2 separate regions of the Homo sapiens genome follow, and region 2 is linked to region 1. A link is an interaction called in ENCODE POLR2A ChIA-PET data of the cell type or tissue named here. Cell type or tissue: B cell. All regions are shown on one strand. Region 1 overlaps FBXW11 (F-box and WD repeat domain containing 11). Region 2 overlaps STK10 (serine/threonine kinase 10).

The links. ChIA-PET counts read pairs that join two places held together with the same protein. Peaks named below come from ENCODE experiments on the same cell type or tissue, not always from the same donor. Only the 100,000 strongest peaks of a DNase experiment are listed, where the experiment ranks them.
Region 2: POLR2A ChIA-PET joins it to region 1 with 5 read pairs; 3 of 35 experiments call an interaction of 5 or more read pairs at or near these places.

Annotation. Positions count from the first base shown.
Region 1 is chr5:171,947,252-171,951,251 of GRCh38, forward strand. All of the region lies in intron 2 of FBXW11 (F-box and WD repeat domain containing 11), which reads right to left. Among named protein-coding and RNA genes, the nearest start is that of FBXW11, 57 kb to the right of the region's middle. In B cell, no CTCF peak of the experiment used is centred here; no DNase peak of the experiment used is centred here; H3K27ac peaks cover 321 bases.
Region 2 is chr5:172,168,569-172,172,568 of GRCh38, forward strand. All of the region lies in intron 1 of STK10 (serine/threonine kinase 10), which reads right to left. Among named protein-coding and RNA genes, the nearest start is that of STK10, 18 kb to the right of the region's middle. In B cell, no CTCF peak of the experiment used is centred here; no DNase peak of the experiment used is centred here; H3K27ac peaks cover 3,527 bases.

The DNA of each region.
Region 1 (4,000 bases):
AAAAAACAAAAGAGTGAAGACTGATTTTTAATTTACTCTTTGTGTTTTCCTATATTTCCCAGTTTTCTACATTGGGCATTTATTTCTATTATAATCATACATTGCTGATGATATTAAAAACTAGAATAATGTTTTTGCTAGTAGATTAAAAGGCTTAAAGTCCAGGGCTGGGTGTGGTGGCCCACGCCTGTAATCTCAGGATTTTGCAAGGCCAAAGCGGGCAGACCACTTGAGCTCAGGAGTTCAAGACCCCAGTCCGGACAACATAGGGAGGCCCCATCTCAATTATTAAAAAAAAAAAAACAAGGTCCACTTCCTTTGACTCAGAATTTTTTCAGTGAATAAGATAATCTAAGGTATGAAGCATGAATGTACACTAAAGTTTAATGACCTTAATGTCCATTAATAAGAGACTGATTAAATTATTGTATACCCAGACAATGAAATTGCAGTTATTAAAAATGTACCAGCCTGGGGAACATAGGGAGACGCCATCTCTACAAAAAATTTAAAAATTAGCCAGGAGTGGCTGGTGTGTGTCTGTGGTCCCAGCTACTTGGGAGGCTGAGGTGAAAGGACTACTTGGGCCTGGGAGGTCGACGCTATAGTGAGCCATGTTCACACCACTGCACTCTAGCTTGGGCAACAGAATGAGACCCCGCCTAAAAAAATAGAAACTTTATTTTTAAAAATAAAAATGTAGGCCAGGCATGGTGGCTCACACCTATAATCCCAGCACTTTGGGAGGCCAAGGTGGGCGGATCACGGGGTCAGGAGTTCAAGACCAGCCTGGCCAACAGAGTGAAACCCCATCTCTACTAAAAATACAAAAAATTAGCTGGGCATGGTGGCACGTGCCTGTAATCCCAGCTACTAGGGAGGCTGAGGCAGGAGAATCGCTTGAATCCGGGAGGCAGAGGTTGCAGTGAGCCAAGATCATGCCACTGCACACCAGCCTGGGCGACAGAGTGAGACTCCAACTCAAAAAAAAAAAAAAAAAAAACTGGGTTATACTTCAGTGTATGGAGTATAAACCTATATAAAAACAAAAAGTATAGATAGATAAGCATATCTATATAGAAACAAAATGACAGAAAACAAAGAACAGATATTAAAGTGAAGTGAGATTATGATTGACTGGTTAATTTCTTCTTCATGCTTGTCCACTCTCTAAAATCTCTGCCATTAAAAAAAAAGTGTTACTAGCCAGGCATGGTGGCTCATGCCTATAATCTCAGCACTTTGGGAGGTAGAGGCAGGAAGATCACTTGAGCCCAGGAGTTCGAGACCAGTCTGGGCAACATAGGAAGATCCCATTTCTATTTAATTAAAAAACAACAACAACAACAAAAATCAAACAAAAAAAGTTATTTTCATAAACAGAATGAACAGTAAATATAAACCAACAGAAATAAATAAACCAAGCACTCTTACAAGCAACATAATAAATGTCTATAGTATCAGGTACATGACATTTTTGTTCAAGAATTAAAAAGACGTTTTTTAATGTGTTCTGAATTCCATTTACCCACGTCCCTATCCTCAAATTATACTGTGAAACCTTAATCTATCATACACATTGTTTTGGAAACCATAAATTACAACTGCTAGTAAGGCAAGGTATAGTTTTCATTCTCCCATAGCACAGGCTCTCTTCCAAAGGGAATGTGATTTCTTAGTGCTAGTACTATATGCAGGCATTGTGTTATCATTAAAACTTTCTCTAAAATATTAATTTATTTGCTGTTTTTCCTGCTGCTTCAAATTCTCAGATCACCAAGTCATCCTCACTGTTTTCAGAAAATATGACATGGAAATTTCAATGCATAGGAATAACGTTTGACACTAAACTTTCAAAGTCCATATCATCAGTAAGACACTTTCAAACTAGTACAACATATAAAAGACAGCATGATACAGTTGTGGATGATGAGCTTACAAAGGTTGATGGCTGATGATAATAATAGGAAGGTGAAGAAGAATAAAAGCTTGAAGAAGGCTTCGGTGACTTCACATCATTGGACACAAGGAAGTGAAACATGCGCATATGATATCAAATCAATGAAAAAACACTAGATCAGTAAATAGTATGCAGACAACTGATAGGTCATTCAGAAAGAATGTGCATCCCTAATTCACAGCATATAGGAAAATAAATTACAGAGAAAATGAAAGATTGCAAAGCACAATGCTATAAACCACTAGAAGAATATTATAAGAAAGGAACAAGTATAGCCACACAAAAAGTAAACATTTTTTCAAAACTTTCATCATGGCCAAAACCATTATTAAAAAACTGAAAGGCAAATGTCAAACTGGGAGAAGTATTTGCAATAAATAACAGTTAATATATTTAATATATAAAGAGTTCCTATAAATCAGATTTTTTAAATAAGGCCATCATTAGAAAAATGGAAAAAAGAACATGAAGAGGTAACTCATATAACAACCACAGAAATGGCCAATGAATATTTTTATGTATACATATATTCCAACCCATTAGCAATTAAATGTACATTATAACAAGATACCATTTCTGCATTTTCATCCATCAAAATCTCAACAAAGTACAAAATTAAAATATTCAATGTCATCTAGAGTATGAAAAGGGATCTCTGATGGGCTGCTTTTAAGAGTATAATTTTACCCAGCTTCTCAAAAGTACAAGTTAGCAACCTAAATGTGCACACTGTCTTACCTAAGAAAATAATCACAGAAGTATACAAAGACTTAATTACAATGATGCTTAACTCCACATGGCTTAAAATGTCTCAAAACTGGTAGCAGTCTTAATATGGAAGGGAAGTTTTCTTAAAATCATTAATATATTTATTAAATGGAATATTATACAATGATTTTAAATGATGATAGAAAATCTTAATTCATCATGTTACTATTTGCCAGTTTTTATTTATTGGTTTAACTTTGAACAAGTATGTTATTTTTAGTAATACTTTTAAAGTACACCTTAAACATTTTTAAATGATATTCAGGGGTTATGGCAATGCTTGGAATATAAATGGGTCTATCTTCCATGAAAGCAATTTAGCCATACCTATCAAAATAAAGCACTGTTCACTTTAAGATAAATCACTGAGCTGTACACACTTAAGATTTTTGAACTTTTCTATATACACTTTATACTTCAAAAATGGAAAGAAAAAAAAAAACACCTGTACTCTCGCCTCCACCCCTAAAATCTAGGGATGATAAAAGTACCATTCATGAAAGAGTTAGACTTTACTAATCTGGGGACATGTCTATAACATAATGTTAAATAAATAAAGCAAATAAGTGACCCCGTATTGTGATTTTTCTAGGGTGAGCCCATTTCCTCTATTCAAAAAAAAATGGCTGGGTGCGGTGGCTCATGCCTGTAATCCCAGCACTTTGGGAGGCTGAGGCGGGCAGACCACCTGAGGTCAGGAGTTCGAGAACAGCCTGGCCAACGTGGCAAAATCTCGTCTCCACTTAAAATACAAAAAATTAGCCAGGCGTGGTGGCGCACACCTGTCGTCCCACCTATTCAGGAGGCTGAGGCAGGAGGATCACTTGAACCTGGGAGGCAGAGGCTGCAATGAGCCCAGATCATGCCACTACACTCTAGCCTGGGTAACAGAGTTAGACTCGGTCTCAAAAAAATACATAAATAAATAATTTTTTTTTAATTTAAATGAGGGAATTCTGATAGTTGTCAGATTGCATACCCTCCTATGAACAAAGAAAACAAATATACAATGATAAAGAACAAAATGTTAACATTCGTTTCTTAGGGGGAAGGAAGGGATTAGAAGGGAGAGATTACTAAACTTTTCTGTATATAATTTAATTAAGTCATAATAAAATACTGATATTCCTTGACCAAGCAATTACACATACAAAATCGTACAAGCCTAAAGATACATATGCAATGAAATCACTGAAGTTCCTATAATACAACCCCCGCCACAAAAGACAAAAAAAAAATTGTAGTCTAAAGGCCCCTCAAAAGGAAAACTAG
Region 2 (4,000 bases), 220 kb after region 1:
GCCTGTCAAACCCTCTTATGGTCTCTTGCTGCAGGGCAACGAGCAGCCCGCCTTTCTCCAGCACAGGCCCATGAAGTACACAGAGGTACCACCATCGCCTTTTATGGAAGAGAAAAGGGAGGCCCAGGCAGAGAAACTGACTTGTCCCAGGTCACATAGCTAGGAGGCACTGGCAGGCCTGGAGCTCAGCTCTGGCTCTCCGCCCAGTGCTCTGTGCCCTCAGCAGCCCACCAAAGTTGTCATGCCAGGGGTCTCCCGCCCAGCTGCTCAGTGTGCCAGCCCTCCTTCCCCTCTTTCCCTCCGTGGCCTTCAACCAGAAACACTCAGGGTGAACCCTCAAGGGCTCCTAGCTGCTGACAAGCTAACGCAGGAGCTCCCTGGCCCAGCACTCACACCCTCATGACCTGCCCCTGCCCACTTCCCCAGGGTCCCGCCATTCCCTCTCACTCAGCCCCGTGCCTGCTGCCTACTTCCCAGCCCTCTTCATGCTCCCTCCTCCACAGAGAACACCTCCTCCCTACCTGCGTTTAATCAGCCAGCAAAATCGAACTCAACCCCAGCCTAGCTCATGACATCTTCCCCAGAACCCCAGCCCACCTCCCCGACTAGAATCTCTTTGCACCTTGTTAAGGTTTTCATCGCAGACTGCCCTGTCCCCTGGGCATCTGCATCACAGATTCTCTGACCTGGCTGTGATCTCTGAAAGGCTCAGCCCACCTGACTCCTCTCAGTCTACCCTACAGAGCCTGGCACAGAAGAGCCAGTGGGTAGATGGGACAGTGGGAGTGGGAGTGAACGGGAAGATAGGTGGGCAGACAAGCACATGGAGGAGTGAACGGATGGGAGGTAGGGGCTGGAGGAATGGATGGGAAAATGAGTTAAGTGGGATGGTGAATGGATGAGAGGTTGGGTGAATGGATGGGTGGGCAGAAGAATGGGAGGGTGGGTGGATGGGCAGATGAATGGAAGGATGGACAGATGCATGGGAGAGTGAGTTGGCAGGGGCATGAATGGGTGTGCATGAGACTAGGTGGGTATGAGAGGGATAAAGGAATGACATGTATGTCCAGGGAGTAGACAATTATCATCTTCCCTTCTTTCCAAAAGGCACTTGAGCCCACCCTTGCTGGGTTCTATGAACATCAGCCTCTCTCCTTCCTTCAATCCTGTAGCCAATAAAGTTATTGTTACAGGAATCGACCCCGCTCCCTCCGATGTCCCCATCTTGGCAAACTTAGAAATGAGCAAATTTCTATCGAGCAATTTGTGGAAACAGCGCAGGACCTAAGCTCAAGTCCCAACTCTACTACTTACTAGCTAAGTGTGCTTGCGGAAGCCAGGACACCAGGCCTTCGTTTCCTGATGAAGACATAAACAATTTCAGTGACGCACGGGAAAATCAATAAACCACTATGGGTTAGCCAGTTGACTATTGGTTGTTACTGTTCTCTCTTGGAACTGTGTATTTTTTGTTTTTGAAAGCCTAAAAACATGTTTATTTTGTTCACCAATGTATCTATTACTCTGGTCATGGCAGACACTCAGTATGTATCCTTTTTTTTTTTTTTTTCAGTATGTATTCTTAAATGACTAAGGAATGAATGAATAAAACTGGTGTTTGTGCCTCCCTGCAAACAGAGAGAAATGAGGTCCTCCACATAAGAGAGGAAAGGAAAGTGATAAGAAGTCGACTTTCTCCATAACATATTTCTATTTCTGAATCTCTGGCTGTTCTCCAGTTTTGAAAGATGGCACCTCTTTACCTTGCAGGAGCCAAAGCCTTCGACTGGGCCAGGATGTACACAGCTGAGTCCTGCCAAGCAGAGAGAAACCACTTCCCAATCAATCATCACCATGCCAAGTTTCAGCTCAACGACAAGTGAGATGGCCAAGTTTCAGAACAAGTGACATGTAAGGATGGCAAAGATCATGAAGCCCAAAAGCAGAATGACGTGGCTTTCAAAGACGTGCCTTGAACACTGTCTCCCTCAGGGAGGGGAAGCCTGGCCAGCCACCCTGGCACAGCTCAGGGAAATGTTGAGCCGCAAAAGTTCTTGTGAACCAGCAAATAAAATACGGAAACCCAAACGGGATTGGCCCAAAGATACCAAGTCTTGGCCTTGGCTGAAAACGGGAGCAACCTGTCCAACTTGGCTGGGGATGTGGGAGCCCTCAGATGTTAGCTCTCCAAAACCAATGGGGAATCCAACCCACCTATCACTGATAAAGGAGGCGTGAAAGGTGCCCATGGGCTCTGCCTCCTTGCAGGGGACCGCTCCCACCTTTCCCAGGCTCCTCGCTACCCAGAGGAGGACAGTGAGACTCAATGCGGAGTTGCAGAGGGGAGAGGACTCCGGGGTCCACAGAGGAGGAGGAAGTGAGGAAGGAAGCACTTTATGGAGGGCCACCTATGCCCCCTGCCTGCATGTGTTTAAGACACTCATTTAATCTTCACCACAACCTTGGGGGTCGTGTCCATTCATGAACTCTGTTTTAGAGACAGTATCAAACCTCAGAGAGGTTAAGTCGGCCTGTTTATTCCATCAACAGTCCTTGTGGTGCTGAAGTAACATCTGTGCGTTAAAGACAATCTTAAAAATATAATGGTACAAGGAAGAAAATCAAAGCTTTTCATAATCCAAGGGACTCGCCTTTGGTATTCTGCGGTGGGACGTTCTTGAACTGTTTCCCAATCCCAGCTCTAACACTTCCCAGCTGTGTGCCCCTGAGGGGACTTCTTTGTCCTCACTTCCCAGCCTTTTATACCTTTACATAATGAAGATGTAACCGCTCCTCCTCCAGAAGCTGTTGTGAGCATTTAATGAGTTATACGTGAAAGGCGCTTAGAAGAGGCTGGGTCCTTGGCTGCGCATGGTGGCTCAAATGTGTAATCCCAGCACTTTGGGAGGCTGAGACAGGTGGATCACCTGAGGTCAGAAATTCAAAACCAGTCTGGCCAACAGAGTGAAACTCCATCTCTACTAAAAATACAAAAATTAGCCGGGCATGGTGGCACACTCCTGTAGTCCCAGCTACTTGAGGAAGCTGAAGCAGGAGAATCACTTGGACCCGTGAGGCAGAGGTTGCAGTAAGCCAAGATCGCGTTACTGCACTCCAACCTGAGCGACAGAGTGAAACTCTTGTCTTAAAATAAAATAAAATGAATAGAATAGAATAGAATAGAATAGAATAGGCTGGGTCCAGAGTGAAAGTCTAGAAATATTCACTCATTATACTCTCTCTGGCCACAAATATATTCTTCCATACTTTACAAAATTGGGATTAAACTGTATACACTGGTCATTCTTACTTTCACTTAACAGTATAGCATGGCTGGACACAGTGGCTCACACCTGTAATCCCCCTGTAAGGCCAGCACTTTGGGAGGGGAGGTGGGTGGATCACCTGAAGTCAGGAGTTTGAGACCAGCCTGACCAACATGGTGAAACCCTGTCTCTACAAAAATACAAAATTAGCCAGGCATGGTGGCACGCACCTATAGTCCCAGCTACTCGGGAGGCTGAGGCAGGAGAATCTCTTGAACCCAGGTGGTGGAGGTTGCAGTGAGCTGAGATGGCACCACTGCACTCCAGCCTGGGTGACAAGAGTAAAACTCCATCTCAAAAAAACAAACAGTATGGCATGCACAGCCCTTCGGAGCACAAAACACTCTTCCCCAACGTCATCTCCAAGGGTGGCAGAATGTTCCACTGAGTGACGGGACCCTCCTCTATTTGAGCAGCTCCCTATCATGGGGCCATGCCACCCTGGTCGCGTGGTGCCGCATCCAAAAGCATAGGCCTTGATTTACATGTTGTCAAATGCTCTCCAAATGGCAGGACCAAGCTATACCCGTGTTCCACCAACACTAGGTATCATCCAGATGTGACGCTGGGCTTGGGTCAGTTCTGCCACATCTGGCTGTGTGTCCTTGGCACTGGCCTCATGATGGTGCAGGTGTAAAGATGCCTATGTCCCACTGTGAGAGGCACTATTGTCC